2 separate regions of the Homo sapiens genome follow, and region 2 is linked to region 1. A link is a loop called in an ENCODE intact Hi-C map of the cell type or tissue named here. Cell type or tissue: B cell. All regions are shown on one strand.

Region 1 (8,000 bases):
CCAGGCCTCGGCAGACTGGCTCTCCGAGGGTGTCTGGGCCTGGGCAGCCGAGGTCTTGTTAACCCCAAATCCCACAGGACTCGCATAGAGTGCAGAATCCCGGTTTTCTGAATTGGTGCTAAAGGCTCAGTGGCCTGGCCCTGCTGTGAAGCCACAGGGCTTGTGCTCTGGGAGCCTTGGCCGACACAGGTGCCCCGCCGCCTCCTCTGCTGCTGCAGCCTCAAGGGCTACAAAGAAAGCTCCTTCTGCCCGTGCAGCGTGGGCTCCTGGGTCCCCTGCAGGCCACCATGGCTGCTGCTCCAGCTGTGGTCCCCCCAGAGGCTTCTCCAGGCAGTGCCTGCCGACTCTCCGGTGCTTCCCTTATTTTATTCCTCTTCCGGGCACTAAGTTTCGGTTTCCTTTTCATTGTTCTTTGTTGGTCTGTTCATTCATTCATGCATGCATGTGTTGGTTCATTCATTCATTCTCAGAGTACCATGGTGGCTCTGAGGACAGAGGTCAGACCCAGCTGGGTTGGAACCTGCTGCTCCCTAGCAGTGGGCCTCTGGGCAGATGTTTTAACCATAGAACTCGGCTTCCTTGTCTGAAAACGTGGCTCCTTCTAGGACAGTCAAGAAGGTTCAATGAAATGATGGATGTGGAGCCCCAGGACGTGACCTGAGGATGGTGCTTGTCATGTTGGGGTCTGTGTCCCTCCCTTGGGCACATTCTCTCCTTCCTTCCTTTCCAGCTTCCTGAGGACGGTCCAGTGCCGGGGGCTGGGCACAGGCCTGAGTGAGATGCGGCCCTTGTCCCCCGGCCTTTTTGGTCTGGGTCCTCACCTCTGCACCGAGTCCCCCTGGGGCTGCTCGGCAGCTCTGAGGGGGCCACTCTGCCTCTGCCCAGTGGTCCTGCTTTCTCACGGGGGTTATCAGGCCTCTGCTCCTCGCGCCTCACTCTGAGAGGGTCCTTCCACCTGACTCATGGCTCCCATCCCTCCATGCCCCTGCCCAGGTGCCCACACATGTGTGCCCCAGAACATGGCTGCACACACTTGCATACCCCACGAGCACACACGTGTGTGCATGCATACACCCCATGGTCCTTGAGCACACATGTCCTGGGCCCTGGCATGCACTCCCCCAGGCGTCATGTATACACACAGTCCACACGTTTGCAAACGGGCAGACACACCTCCCTCTTGCACATCCGTGCACACCCAGCCCATATCTTCCTGCCCCTGCGTGTGCACACAGTCCCAGTTAGTTTACACCGTGCACACCTCTCCATACATACAGGTTCCCAGCTGTGCGACCACTCACCCACACGTATGCATTTATTTTTTAACACACACATGCATACCATTTAGTAGGACCCCATGTACAAGCATCTGAGTGCTTTACAAATTCAAATGTATTTAATCCCCCTATCAACACTAGGAGGTAGTTTCTGTTATTAGCGCCATTTTACAAATGAGGAAACTGAGGTGTAGAGCAGTTAGATCGGTGTAGAGAAGCTAGATCGTGTGCTCAAGGCTTCAGTCCAGGCTCTTGGCCCTGACACGATGCTGTTTGCCTGTTGAAGATGTGTGTGCATGCATGCACCATTCACACTGTGAACGTGTCCCAGCATGGCCACACCCCCTCACCGTATACACATATGGCCATGAGCACTCAATCTCAAGGTCATGGATGCACATGCCTCACACCTATGCATGGAAGGACACTCGGCACACATACTTGTCTCTGCACACACACACCACTTGCACACCCATGTACACATGTGCCCCAAGCCTCGCCCCAATCTCCAGCTCCCTTTCAGAGTCCCTTCTAGGATATTCTCTGATTTCTCCCAAGTGCCCAGTTCGGGAGGGAAGTGACTGCACAGATCTGGACCTGGCGATGACCTCTGAGTGGGAGGCAGCCCTGGCTGAGCTGTCTCCTCACCTTAGCATCCGCCTGTCCCGGCGCCCATGTAGCTTCCTTGTCATCCATCTTCTGGGCTGGCCCAGGACACGTGCCCCCATCCCAGCCTCCAAGAATCTGGGAATGTCCTTAGCAGACTGGGCTGGCATGTGGCCTCTGCCCGGGGAGCAGAGGTGGCTCCCCAAAGGCTTCCTGAGAAGTGGTGGAGGAGACTCAGCTTCCCCGTCCAGTCCTTTACCCCTCCTTTACCCAGCAGCGCCCTCTGAATCTGAAACAGTTTTGGGGGCGGCAGCTCCGGTCCTGCCCAGCAACTCGCAGTTGTTGCCTGTGGCATTCAGATTCAAGTCTGGGCTTGTCAGCCCGGGCGAGACTCTCCTATTTTGGCCCTATGGGAGGCATCCAAACTCCTCTGCCCTTGCCTTCCGGGGCGCCCCACGCACTCTGGGCTTCACCTGGCTCCTCTGCTTTGCTTGGGCTGCTGACTTCTGGAGGAGCCCTTTCTTCCTTCTCTCTCCTGATGCAGAACATACCCAGTCTCCCTGGGGCAATCGGCCTTCTTCAGCCACTCCTTGGTCTCTGCTCCTCTTTCCCTCCCTCACTCTGTGTCCTGCCAGCCCCAGCCTCTGGCGACTTTTAGAGCTGGTGCGCAGTCCTGCCTGAGCATCGGTGAACATGACGCCATGGGCTGTGGCTTAACGATTCTTTTGGTGAATTTTGATTCTTTATCAAAATTTCCTTCCTTCCTTCCGTCCTTCCTTCCTTCCGTCCTTCCTTCCTTCCTTCCTTCCTTCCTTCCTGCCTCCCTCCCTCCCTGCCTCCCTCTGTCCCTCCCTCCCTCCCTCTCTCCTTTCCTCCCTTCCTCTCTCCTTTCCTCCCTTCCTCCTTCTCTCTCTCCTTCTCTCCCTCCTCCCTCCCCTCCCTCCCTCTCTCTCTCTCCCTTCCTCCCTCCCTCCCTCCTTCTTTCCTCCCCCTTTTCTTTCTTTCTTTCTTTTTTTTTTTTGAGATGGAGTCTCACTCTGTCGCCAGGCTGGAGTGCAGTGGTGCGATCTCCGCTCACTGCAACCTCTGCCTCCCGGGTTGAAGTGATTCTCCTGCCTCAGCCTCCTGAGTAGCTGGGACTACAGGCGCGTGCCACCACATCCAGCTAATTTTTGTATTTTTAGTAGAGACTGGGTTTCACCATATTGGCCAGGCTGATCTTGAACTCCTGACCTCAAATGATCCACCCACCTTGGCCTCCCAAAGTGTTGGCATTACAGGCATGAGCCACTGTGCCCTCCCCGGCCCACTGTTTCCTTTCCCTCCCTCTCTGTCCTTCCCTTCCTCCCTCCCTTCCTTCTTTCTTTCCTTCCTTCTTTGCATGTGCCAAGCCAAGCCTTGTGCATCTGCGTCTTTGAAGTCCTCACGAGTTGAACTAACAAGAGAAGAAAAACCCAGGATATGAGAAATCATTGGATTGCGCAGGTGCCCTCTGCCAATTGGTTAGCAAGTTTTTACGAGCAAATCTGGTGGTTATCCTTTGGAAAATAAGCAAAGGCAAACCACTTCCTGCCACTTCCAGGAGCTGCTCAAGTGCCGGAGCTTTCTAAGACCTACTGAGAATCTGAAACTTCAGGCCAGCGTCCTCCGTTTTCCTGGAGAACGCAGTAATTTGTGTTGGTGAAATTCCACTGGGCCTGATGGGGTTGGAGATTGCATTTCAGTCTTGTCTTGCTAAGGAATTTCTGAGATCGAGTAATTTGGCAAGAAGAGAAAAGGAGAACAACTTTGGGTTGTGACGCACGGGCAGCAAATGCCCGTCCTATTTTGGGACTGGTGCCTCCTGCTTTGCGTGTGCCACACAGCCTCAGGGGACCTGAAGCCCCTCTTTGGCCCCAGGGGGAGCTCTGGCAGTGCCCTGTGCCACGCATTGTATCGGGCTCCTTGCACTCCTTCTTACTTGACTTATAAGGTTACGCTATTAAATAGCGTCATCTGCAGAACAGCCCTAAATTCTTGAATGGGGAGAGAAAATGCGGTAGCTGGGGGTGGAGTGGGGTCGGGGGCAGGATCTCAGGATGGGTGTGGCATGGGCATTGATGCTTAGGTTTGACTCTGGTTCTTTTTTTTTTTTTTTTTTTCTGAGACGGTGTCTCGCTCTGTCGCCCAGGCTGGAGTGCAGTGTCGTGATCTCAGCTCACTGCAACTTCTGCTTCCCAGGTTCTCGCAATTCTCCTGCCTCAGCCTCCCGAGTAGCTGGAATTACAGGTGCATGCCACCATACCCAGCTAATTTTTGTATTTTTAGTAGAGTCGGGATTTCACCCTGTTGGCCAAGCTGGTCTCGAACTCCTGACCTCAAGTGATCCGCCCACCTCGGCCTCCCAAAGTGCTGGGGTTACAGGCGTGAGCCATTCTGCTACTAACCGGCAAGTGACTTAAGTCCTTGTGCCTTCCTTGCCTGATTTATGAAATGGCAACAATCCTGGGGATGATGGGAGGACTTTTTTATTCAGTCAACACATGAGTGGTGCCTACTATATGCTAGGCCCTATTCTAAGTGTTGCAACTATTAAATAGAGTAGTCTGCAGAGCAGCCCTAAGGGGCAGCTACTGCCTAGCTCCGATGAGGAAACTGAGGCCCAGAGAGGTTAAGTAACGTACCCAGCTGCTAGGAGGCAGGGCTGGGCTTCAGACCATGGAGTCTGGACCCGGGACCTGGGCTGACAGTTGCAGCATAACAAGGATTAGGTGAGATGCTACATCAGTGAGGTGACCACTTGTCCTGTTTTGCCTGGACAGTCCCAGTTTACACTTGTAGTCCTAGTAAAGTGATCAGTGACGCTTCATTTCATTCATAGATTACATGGTCAACTTATGTATTGAGTATTCAGGACAATCCTGGGGACATGGTGGCACTGCCTCCATGTGAGCAATGGAGGGGGAGGTGACATGGCCACAGAGCACCCAGCCTGGCTCGCCTGGGGGTGCCTGGGTTACCCGCAGAACGGAGATGTCCTCGTTCATTAACTCATTCGCTCAGCGATCCATGGGCCTGTCACGTGCGCCAGGCATTTGGGCGTCATGCTGATGGCTGGGCGAGGATGGGGAGGACTCAGACAAAAGAAGACAGCCAGCAGGCTCTGGGAAATGAAGTCACATCCAAGACCTGCCCTTGTGAGAAATGTCAAGTGTTACCGTTATCATCATATTCCCATTGCTTTGTTTGGCAAATTATGACAATATGGCTGTTAACTAAGCAGATTCTGATTACCTATTGTTTGAATGCAAAAAACAAAACAAAAAAAGAAGCAAGAAAAAGCCTTCTGGCTATGTGACCAGTATTTAGAAATTTCCATTCCTGAACAGGCCTCAGGGCAGAGCCAGTCCCCAGGCTGTGCGGAGCCACTGCTGTCCCTGCAATGCCGGGTAATCACTTTGTCTTTGCTGCTGCATCCATCACGCCCTGTCTCTCTGTCCTTAGATATGTTTGCGTGATGTCGTGGGATGTGGCTTTCCCAGGCAGTCTGTTAAGCAGCCAGAGATCTACTCTGGCCTCCTCGTTGATGTTTCATTAAAGAGCTGCCCTAGTTCAGCACAACCTAAATATTACAGCTAAAGAACACAGGCCCCGGAGTACGGTGACCAGTTTGTTCTGATTTGCCCAATACTGTCCCAATTATACTGAAAGTCTTGAATTCCAGGAGATCCCTCAGTCCCAGGGAAACCGGGATACATGGTTACCCTGCTCTGGAGTGAACACAGCCCTGGGTCATCATCTGTGGCTCTGCTGTGTGACAGCCGGGTGCTTGATGGTGAAGAGTTTCCCCCTGGTATGAGCAGTCAGTGTTATCCCTGGTCTCAGTGGATCACTGGGTCGCCTGCCTAGTCCCAGATACCTCTGATCCCTTTATTTTAATTTTTATTTTTTGAGGCAGGGTCTCTGTGCACCCAGGCTGGAGTGCAGTGGCAACAATTATGGCTTACTGCAGCCTTGACCCCCCAGGCTCAAGCCATCCTCCCACCTCAGCCTCCCGAGTAGGTGGGACCATAGATACATGCCACTGCACCTGGCTAATTTTTAAATTTTTTTGTACAGACAGGTCTCTCTGTGTTGCTGAGGTTGTTCTTGAACTCTTGAGCTCAAGCGATCCTCCTGCCCTGGCCTCCCAAGGTGCTGGGATTATAGGCCTGAGCCACCGCGCCTGGCCTTCTGCCCCATTGAGGTGCCAGTCTGGTCACCTTATCTCACTGTGGATGTCTAGAAGTGAATTCTGAATCTCAACCCACTGCCTTGTTCTGAGGTTGCCTGAACCCCATGGCACCCCTCCAGATCCCTGAGCGGATCACCAGGCCTGTCAGTGACAGACGTCATCACCTGGGAACAGGGCAGGATGTGGCTGAGTAGCTGACATGTAATGAGGGCGTGTTCACACCTGGCCCTGTGCTCCATGGACTTTATATTTAAATCCTCACATGCCAACTGTCATTTTATAAATGGAGAGGTGAGGCTTGGGAAGGTTCAGTTATTTCACCAGTGTTAGAAAAAGGTCAGTGGGGTTGGGCGCCGTGGCTTACACCTGTAATTCCAGCACTTGGGAAGGCCGAGGGAGGCAGATCACTTGGGGTCAGAAGTTTGAGACCAGCCTGGCCCACATGGTGAAACCCCCTCTCTACTAAAAATACAAAAATTAGCCTGGCGTGGTCGTGGGCGCCAGTAATCCCAAGTACTTGGGAGGCTGAGGCAGGAGAATCGCTTGAACCCGGGAGGCAGAGGTTGCAGTGGGCTGAGATCATGCCACTGCACTTCAGCCTTGGTGATAGAGTGAGACTGTCTCAAAAAAAGGAAAAAAGAAAATAGAAAATGGCCAGCGGGGCTGGGCACCATGGCTCATGCCTGTAATCTTAGCACTTTGGGAGGCCAAGGCAGGTGGATCACTTGAGGTCAAAAGTTTGAGACTACCCTGGCCAACATGGTGAAACTCTGTCTCTACTAAAAATACAAAAATTAGCCGGGTGTAGTAGTGGGTGCCAGTAATCCCAGCTACTCGGGAGGCTGAGGCAGGAGAATCGCTTGAACCCAGGAGATGGAGGTTGCAGTGAGCCAGGATTGTGCCATCGCACTCCAGCCTCGGCGACAGAGTGAGACTCGTCTCAAAAAAAAAAAAAAAAAAAAAAAAAGAAAAGAAAAGAAAAAATGGCCGGTGGGCCTGCAGCCCACCTGTGCTGTGTGTGCTCCACGGTCTGTGCCATTCCACGAGTGGTCCCAGTCTGTGCCTATCTGCAGAGCTTGTTACCAGCCTCTAGGGAGAGAAATGAGGAGAGCAAGAGTGAGGGTGTGGAACCCTTTTAGCATTTTGACATTCCAATGAAATTTTCATTATAGTTTTCAAAAATATTGGTTTACAGTGGATTGGAAAGAAAATAAAAATGGGTCTTTTCCCACAGACAGTTTGGAAAGTGCTGCTTTAGACCCTGCTCTTTTGACCCCTTGAATCAGCCAGTGAGGCTGGGCTGTGCAACGGTAACGGGCAGCGCAGCTGCTCAACACACCTGAGGTTTATTTCTCCTTCATGCTAAATGTCCAGGGCACATCAGTCGGGAGCCTTGCTCATCTGATCGTGCAGTGACCCAGCCGATGGAGGGCCCGTCTCAACATGTGCTTCTGCTGTCCTGGAGGCAGGACGGGGGTGTGGCCACTTGTACAGGACACACATCACTGCTCATGGTTCATTGGCCAGCACAAGTCACGTAGCCACACCTATAATTTATAGGGGTGGGTGAAGAGGGAAGGGAAGTGGAATCCCTCATGTGTTCTGAAAAAGGAGAGAACTGGGCCTGTGTGGAGGCCATGTTGTTGTTTCGCTTCTGCCTGTTCTTGCTTCCATGTGGGCCTGGTCCTCCAGACCCCACGCCTGGAGAGCTGCTGATCTTGTGCGTTTTGTCCATTTGCACCCTGGTTTTCAAAGGCAGCGGGGTCTGTGAGCCCCAGAGCCTCAGCTGGGACCTGCTGGGCCGAGTTTCTGGTCCCTCTTGGAGCTTTAGTGCTTTCTTAGTTTGGGAACTGAAAGCCTTGTCTGTTTCCCCAGACTGTGAAGAAAGTTATGAGTAGTGTCAG
Region 2 (8,000 bases), 330 kb after region 1:
GGGTGGATCACCTGAGGTCGGGAGTTCAAGTCCAACCTGATCAACATGGAGAAACCCCGTCTCTACTAAAAATACAAAAGTAGCCAGGCATGGTGGCGGATGCCTGTAATCCCAGCTCTTTGAGAGGCTGAGGAAGGAGAATTGCTTGCACCTGGGAGGCGGAGCTTGCACTGAGCCGAGATCATGCCATTGCACTCCAGCCTGCGCAACAAGAGCAAAACTCCGTCTCAAAAAAAAAAAAAAAAAAAAAAGTTGACTCATTGAAACACACAAATAAGCAAAATGATCTTCACCTGACAAAACACTCCTGTACCCTGATGCAGTTCCCAGGCCAACAACTTGTGAAGTCTGTTCCAGACTGTTGAGAAATGTCATTTTTTTTTTTTTTTTTTTTTTTTTTTTGAGACAGAATCTTGCTCTGTCACCCAGGCTGGAATGCAGTGGTGTGATCTCGGCTCACTGCAAGCTCCGCCTCCCAAGTACACGCCATTCTCCTGCCTCAGCCTCCTGGGACTACAGGTGCCTGCCACCACGCCCGGCTAATTTTTTTGTATTTTTAGTAGAGACTGGGTTTCACCATGTTAGCCAGGATGGTCTCGATCTCCTGACCTCGTGATCCACCCATCTCGGCCTCCCAAAGTGGTGGGATTACAGGCGTGAGCCACCGCACCCGGCCGAGAAGCGTCATTTTTATTCTGTGCTGTGGTGTGGTGCCTCTTCCTTTGCTTTTATGAGCTGCAGTTTTGATCAGCGAGTCCTTGCGGGTCAGCAGAGGGTCTTGAGAAAAGGTTGCTTTTACAACCTTAAGCAAGTTATAAAAGTCGTCTGAGACTCAGTTTCCTCATATAGAAGCCAGCCGTCACAGCCTCAGCCTTCCGAAGCTGCTGTGATGATTGAACAATGTGGCATTTTCCTGAGTGCCTGGTGAAGTCGGGTACATAGAAGGTTTCAACAAATGTGAATTTATTTCCCCTTAACTTGCATTCCTTTTTCTTTTCTGAATGCCGAGGTGGGTGGATCATGAGTTCAGGAGATAAGAGGCTGTATCTTACCAACTGCATTCTGATTTTACAGGAGATCACAGAATGAATTTCCTGTGTGGGCCATTCTCTCAAACATTGCTAGTCTCAGGAATAGTCAGAAAAGCACAGGACCTGGCTTTTAATGATGACAAGGACTGCCCCCTCTGCCCTGTCTTTTTTGTATCTGTGATTTTCATTCATTAATGGGGTAGTTAGTAGTTTTTATTTTATTTTATTTTTTTTGAGACGGAGTCTGGCTCTGTCACCCAGGCTGGAGTGCAGTGGCACGATCTCGGCTCACTGCAACCTCTGTCTTCCGGGTTCAAGCGATTCTCCTGCCTCAGCCTCCTGAGTAGCTGGGATTACATGCACACACCAACGTGCCCGGCTAATTTTTGTATTTTTAGTAGAGATGGGATTTCACCCTGTTGGTCAGGCTGGCCTTGAACTCCTGACTTCAGGTGATCTGCCCGCCTCGGCCTCCCAAAGTGCTGGGATTACAGGCGTGAGCCACCGTGCCTAGCCAGTTTCACCATGTTGACCAGGCTAGTCTCGAACTCCTAAGCTCAGGTGATCCACCCTCCTTGGCCTCCCGAAGTGTTGGGATTACAGGTGTGAGCCACCACACCCGGCCCATTTCTCTGTTTTATATTGCCATGATACCTTTGCCAAAAGTGAGAAATTAACATTACCACATCGCTATCAAAGTTCCAGAATTTATTTGGACTTTAACAGTTTCTCCTCGTATGTTCTCCTTCTGTTCCAGGATTCATCCAGGACACCACATTGCACCTAGTTTTTGTTTATTTCCATCGATATGTAGAGGTGTTTCTTTCTTTTGAATTGCTGTAGAGCATTCCATTGGTGACAAGAGCCATTTTGTCCACTCTCTCCTGCTGGGCATTTGTGCTGAGTCCCTTTCTCCTTTGAAATTGCAGAGGGTGCTGTGGTAGCTGTGGATGGGGAAGGAACCTCTGAGTGGGGGGGCGTGTGTATTTCCAGCCTCAGTAGTGAGTGCCAAATCGCTCTCTAGGGGGCTTATTCTACCTCTCGGTGGCATCCCCACTAGGTGCCAGGCACTTTCCTGCTGTGGACCCATGAACGGGCAGTGCTGTCTTGCCTTCAAGGAGTGGAGAGATTAAATATATAATAGTGGCCGGGTGCAGTGGCTCATGCCTATAATCTCAGCACTTTGGGAGGCTGAGGCAGGGGGATCACTTGAGCCCAGGGATTTGAGAATAGCCTGGGTAACATGATGAAACCCTGTCTCTACAAAAAGTACAAAAATTAGCCAGGCATGTTGGCACGCATCTGTGGTCCCAGCTACTTAGGAGTCTGAGGTGGGAAGATCACCTAAGCCCAGGAGGTTGAGGCTGTAGTGAGCTGTGATCATGCCACTCACTCCAGCAGTGTCTTGTCTTTTTCTTCTTCTTTTTTCTTGAGACAGAGTCTTGCTCTGTGGCCCAGGCTGGAGGGCAGTGGTGCTACTTTTGGCTCACTGCAACCTCCACTTCTTGGGTTCAAGCGTTTCTTGTGCCTCAGCCTTCCAAGTAGCTGGGATTATAGGCGCATGCCACCACCACTGGCTAATTTTTGTATTTTTATTAGAGACAGGATTTCACCACGTTGGCCATGCTGGTCTTGGAACTCCTGACCTCAAGTGATCCATAGGCCTCAGCCTCCCAAAGTGCTGGGATTACAGGCATAAGCCCCCATGCCTGGTAAGACTGTGTCTTAAAAAACAACAACAAAAAAATGTGTGGGGTGTGTGTGTGTGTGTGTGTATATATATATATACACACATATATTTTATATATGTATATATATGAATGAAATGGCAAAATCATCTGCCAAGGGCTGCAGCTGACTCCAGAGGACCCTGGAGGAGACTGACAGACACAGTGTGTGATAGTGGAGGGGGATGGGAAGGGTGAGGGGGGCATCGGGCTTCTGGATGACTGAGGGTATATGCAAGTGCAGAGACAGCGTGACTAGAATGTCCAGGCAGGAGAGGGGAGATGGACAGGCACTGCGGGTCATGAGGGTTTCAGAGAGCATACGCAGTGTGTCCCAGCTGGTGACAACCTTGCTCTTCCTACAACCAACCATACACATTTCCATCTTGGGGCCTTTGCATTTACTATTTGCTCTGCCTGAAATATTCTATCTCAGACATCAGCCCAGATGTCACCACCTCTGGGGAGGCCTCCCTGATAACACCTTCTATGAGAGCCCCTCCCTCCTGGTCACACACCATGCTTTGCTCTTCTTTGGTTTAGTTTTTGTAGCACTTGTGATTGCCAAGTGTAATAAATATTGACTTGTCTCTGTCTCCTCCTATTAGAATGTAATTCTTCGAGGCCAGGAATTTGGTCTGTTTTATTCATAGCTGTATCCCCAGCTCCCAGAACAGTGCCTGGCACGCTGGCTTTTACCTACTCTTTGTTGACCTAATGGCTGAATGAACGGACGTGACCATCATCGTGAGAATCTGTGGATAATAGCAGCAAACATTTAAACACAGGCTGTGTGCCAGGCACTGCACTAAGCACTTGGCCATGAACTTGGTCTCCTTAAATCCTCATGTCAATGCCACGAAACTGGCCCTCTCTATTTGTCTCAGTTTTACACCTGGGGACATGGTGGGGTTAGTATTTGAACCTCATCCAACCCCATACTCCAGTTGGGACCCCTGGCTGGGTCTCTGACCAGTGCTGGGAAAGAGGGAGGCAGGTAGATTTCAGCCCCAAGCTGTGGAGTCCAGCAGGCATTTGTACCCCGAGTGGGACTCAGATCCTTGTGTTAGGGGGAACTTAGGCCAGAAGTGCCTGGGCTAGAGGGTAATGGGGACCCCAGGAGGCTCCCCGCTCTTGCCCCAATCCTGCCTTGTCTGAAAGGGAAGGAAGGCTCTTACCTTCTAGCTGTCTGCAACAGGAACTGCCGGGAGGCCACGCTAGCCATCCCCCAACTTTGGTTTGCAAAACTCTGAGCCTGGTGGGGAAATGAAGGGCTGGCTTGCTAACCACAAATGAAGACTCATTTGCACAGGCAAAGCGGGGGCAGGGGTGACTCCTCTTGCCCTAGCGGAAGGGACTGACTTCTGCAGGCTGCTGTCTTGCTGGAGCCAGTCATGCCCCACCATTGAGCCTGGGCACTCGGACACAGTTACCAGCAGTGGGCTTTGTCGTCCTCCGGCCTCAGTCTTCTCCTTTGATAAATGGAGGGGGGGAATAGTGATATTGTGGCGATTCTGTGGCACTCAAATGAGGAAATGCACATAAAGCCTTTGCTCAGTGCCTGACTCATGGTGAATACTTGGGGGGATATTCACCATCATTGTTAACAGTGGTAGTGGTCAGAGGTGGCAGTCACCATCAGAGCCTCTCTCCTGGGCTCCGCTCCACATGGCAGCCACATTTTAGGAATAATCCTCAGATTAAGCAAAAGAGGTTAAGTGAATATTCCCTAATGCATGCTCTTCTTTTCCTTTTTGAGTAGAATCTGTCCCCACCCTGCCTTTTTTTGAGACACGATCTCACTCTATCACCCAGGTGGGAGCGCAGTGGCATGATCACGGCTCACTGCAACCTCTGTCTCCTGGGTTCAAGCTATCTTCCCACCTCAGCCTCCCAGGTAGCTGGGACTACTGATGTGCACTACCATGCCCAGCTAATTTGTGTGTGTGTGTGTATGTATTTTTTGTGGAGATGGGATTTTGCCGTGTTGCCCAGGCTGGTCTTAAACTGCAGAGCTGAAGCCATTCTCCTGCCTCAGCCTCCCTTAGTGCTGGGATTACAGGCATGAGCCATTGCGCCCAGGCAGAATCTACCATTTTAATTACACTTCTGTGAGTGGTATGATATCCAGTTGACTGCGTGAGGATCAGATCCCATTCTTGCAAAGCTAGAGAATGAGGCAGAGGCCTGCCATCCTTGCAGCTAGTGGGAGACCCTGTGGGTGACCCATTAGCCATAAGAGAGCAGGCTAAGTGCCCAGATAGGAAGGTGTCAGCGTGTGAGGCCCAGGCAGCCAGTGGTCAGCCGATACTTGAAGGCCTCCTGTGTGCCCAGCTTGCTGCTGGGGCCATGACAGTAACTGAGGGAAACAAGTCACGCTTGTGAGATGTGATGAGGACCTGGAAAGGGAAGTCCAGAAGCGGAAGGCAACCTCTCAGAGAGGGGGTGTCTTGTGGGGACTTACAGCCAAGGTGAGGGTGCTTTCCTGCTGGCACCCACCTCGCAGAACCCATTCCTTCCCTGAGTCTGGTCTGTGAGAAGAGCCCACAGCATGAGGATACCACGTTTGGGGTTCAGCAACCCCAGAATGAAAATCACCCTTTAAAGAAGGAGTGCTTTACCTTTCTGTGGGGGCCACAGCCTGGTTGTGTGTTAGAGTCACTGGGCTCTGGAGAAGCTTCTGGAGGACTGGGGCCTTCTTTCGCAATCTGTCCACACCCCCAGGGTCCTTTTTCCTGGACTGTGGCTCCGGTCGGTACACGGGTCCTGAGCCAGTATTCTGGCCCGGGGTGGCCGTTCCCTGTGGGTGAGGAGGAGGCACCTGGAAGCCCCTGGCCTCTCCTGTTAATCACTGACAAGGTAAAAGGATACTCCTGCCTGTTTTTTTTTTTTTCAATTTCAAAATTTAAAAAAATCTTTTTTTTTTTTGAGTCAGGATTTCACTCTGTCACCCAGGCTGGAGTGCGGTGGTGTGATCACAGCTCACTGTACCTTCCACCTCCTAGGATCAAGAAATGCTCCTACCTCATCCTCCTGAGTAGCTGGGACCACAGGCATGCACCACTACTCCTGGCTAATTATTATATATATTTTTTTGTAGAGGTGGGAACTTACAGCCAAGGTGAGGGTGTTGCCTAGGCTGGTCTCGGAATTCCTGGGCTCGAGCTGTCCTCCTGCCTTGGCCTCCCAAAGTGGTGGGGTTACAAGCATGAGCCACGGCGCCCGGCCTCCTGTGTGTCTTGCCTAACGATTGCCTTTGGCGATGGGAGTGCTGAATGCTTCTGGCATCTCTCTGTCTGCAGAGGCTTACCTGACTTCAAAGGAAGCATTCATCTTTAGCCAGAAGCTAGCAGGTTCACCCCAAGGTTTTCTGAGAGGTCATTCAGGGAGCAGCTGCTGGAACGTGGGAATGGGGACAGGAGGTAACTGGACTTACCTTGTCTCCGGGCCTTCCACTGTGGGCCACCCGCACAGACTACCCTGGTGTCTTTGGCATCAAAACCCAGCCAGGTGGCCTTGAATGGGTGACTTCATCTTCCTGGGCTGTCTCTGGAAAATGGGGCTTTCTTCCCAAGATTGGTGGGAGGATTAAAGAGATGTTGAGGTCAACTCTGACACCTATTAAATGTTCAGTAAGGGGGACCTGGTTTGTTCTCTGTCCCAGTAGGTGTTTCTGCCCTGAACTTGACCTCGGAGGGCTCGGTGTTCTGCTGGCTGCTGGCAGAATTGTGAGGGCGGTCTGTGTGAGAGTCTTAGCCCAGGAGCCGGCGCGGGTGGTGTTGGAGAACTCTGGGCCTGCAGCTAGACTGGCAGGACTCAGACCCCAGCTTGCCCAACCTGCCTGAGCCTCAGTTTCCCCTTCTGCAAAATGGAGTTGATGATAATGGTAGTTACTTAGGGCTTTGGGAGAGACCGCTGAGATGATGGACAGAGAGCACTCGTCACGTGGTTGATAGACCCTGGATCTGCAGAGCTGCTGCTGCTGCTGCTGCTGTTGGGAGTTTCAGAGCTGGGGCTCCTTGAGGGATGTTCCTGAGAGGAAGATTCTGGTAGGACCCACCTGGGACAGGGTGAGATCTGAGCAGGGTGGGGAGGAGAACCCACTGGACCAAGGCATGGCTGCCCTTTACAAGGGCTCCCAGGACGAGGACAATCTCCTTTAACAAAACCTCCTGCCAGTCCCCAGAGCTTCTTGGCCATGAGCTGAGGAGTTTTTATTTGTTCCTTTGGTCTTTTATGGCTAACTCTGGATTCCTCTTGGGTGGATGGGGAGGCAGCCTTGGTCCATTGTAGAACTGGGTACTACTGCAAAAGTGCCAAGTCCTTGCTGTAATCTGCTCTCTGGAGAACAGACCCTGTGGGCAGGGGAAAGGCCCATTGCCCACCTCCTGGTGTCATGAACACTGTTTTTCTCAGTGGGAGGAGGTGGAGGTACCCAAAGAGGAGGAAGTGGCCTTCCAGGTGCCACTTACTTGGTTTGGTGTCAGCTCTGTTATTGATTCACTGTGTGACCTTGGACAAGCTCCTTGTCTGCTTTGAGCCTTAGAATTTTATGTCTGCAAAATGGGTATAATAATGACTCCTCTGTCGTAGGGTGGCTGGCACGAAATGGGATAATTTAGGTGAAGCAGTTAATATACTACCTTACGTACAGCTAACACTTAGTAAGTAGCTGTTATAATAATAATGAAGATGGCCGGGTGTGGTGGCTCACACCTGTAATCCCAGCACTTTGGGAGGCCAAAGCGGGCAGATCACCTGAGGTCAGGAGTTTGAAAGCAGCCTGGCCAACATGGCGAAACCCCATCTCTACCAAAAATACAAAAATTCGCCGGGTGTGGTGACACTACTTGGGAGGCTGAGGTATGAGAATCGCTTAAACCTGGGAGGTGGAGGTTGCTGTGAGCTGAGATTGTGCCATTGCTCTCTAGCCTGGGCGACAGAGCAAGACTCGGTCTCAAATATAATAATAATAATAATCATAATAATAATGATAATAATTGAAGATAATAGGAAAACCATGTTATTACCTATATTAGTGTCCTGTGGTTGCCATAACACAAGTGCCACAAAATGAGGGACTTAAAACAGAAATGTACTTATTCCCTTGCAGTGTGGAGCTTAGAAGTCTGAAATCAAGGTGTTGGTAGGGCAGTGCTCCCGCTGGAGGCTCTAGGGGAGGATCCTTCCTCTCCTCTTCCTGGCCTCTGGTAGCTGCTGGTGACCCTGGGTGTCCCTTGGC

Evidence for each region. A loop is a pair of places that touch in the nucleus more often than their neighbours do. Peaks named below come from ENCODE experiments on the same cell type or tissue, not always from the same donor. Only the 100,000 strongest peaks of a DNase experiment are listed, where the experiment ranks them.
Region 2: a loop joins it to region 1, with 2.2 times the contacts of the local background. A loop is called at or near these places in 1 of 110 quality-filtered maps.

The regions. Positions count from the first base shown.
Region 1 is chr16:81,497,604-81,505,603 of GRCh38, forward strand. The region is part of intron 1 of CMIP (c-Maf inducing protein); the gene reads left to right. Among named protein-coding and RNA genes, the nearest start is that of MIR7854, 32 kb to the right of the region's middle. RefSeq lists enhancers at 1-218, 135-254, 315-374, 7,643-7,912, 7,923-7,992. In B cell, CTCF peaks have their summits at 265 and 466; DNase peaks (open chromatin) are centred at 358, 3,818 and 7,648; H3K4me3 peaks cover 1,429 bases; H3K27ac peaks cover 5,966 bases.
Region 2 is chr16:81,827,862-81,835,861 of GRCh38, forward strand. The region is part of intron 2 of PLCG2 (phospholipase C gamma 2); the gene reads left to right. It overlaps LOC124903731 (a long non-coding RNA gene), which reads right to left and starts at 4,033. Exons shown (of 2, transcript XR_007065139.1): 1 at 3,937-4,033; 2 at 1,725-1,975. RefSeq lists enhancers at 3,383-3,964, 3,965-4,546, 5,237-5,286. In B cell, a CTCF peak has its summit at 4,099; DNase peaks (open chromatin) are centred at 286, 4,030 and 5,190; H3K4me3 peaks cover 3,130 bases; H3K27ac peaks cover 7,745 bases.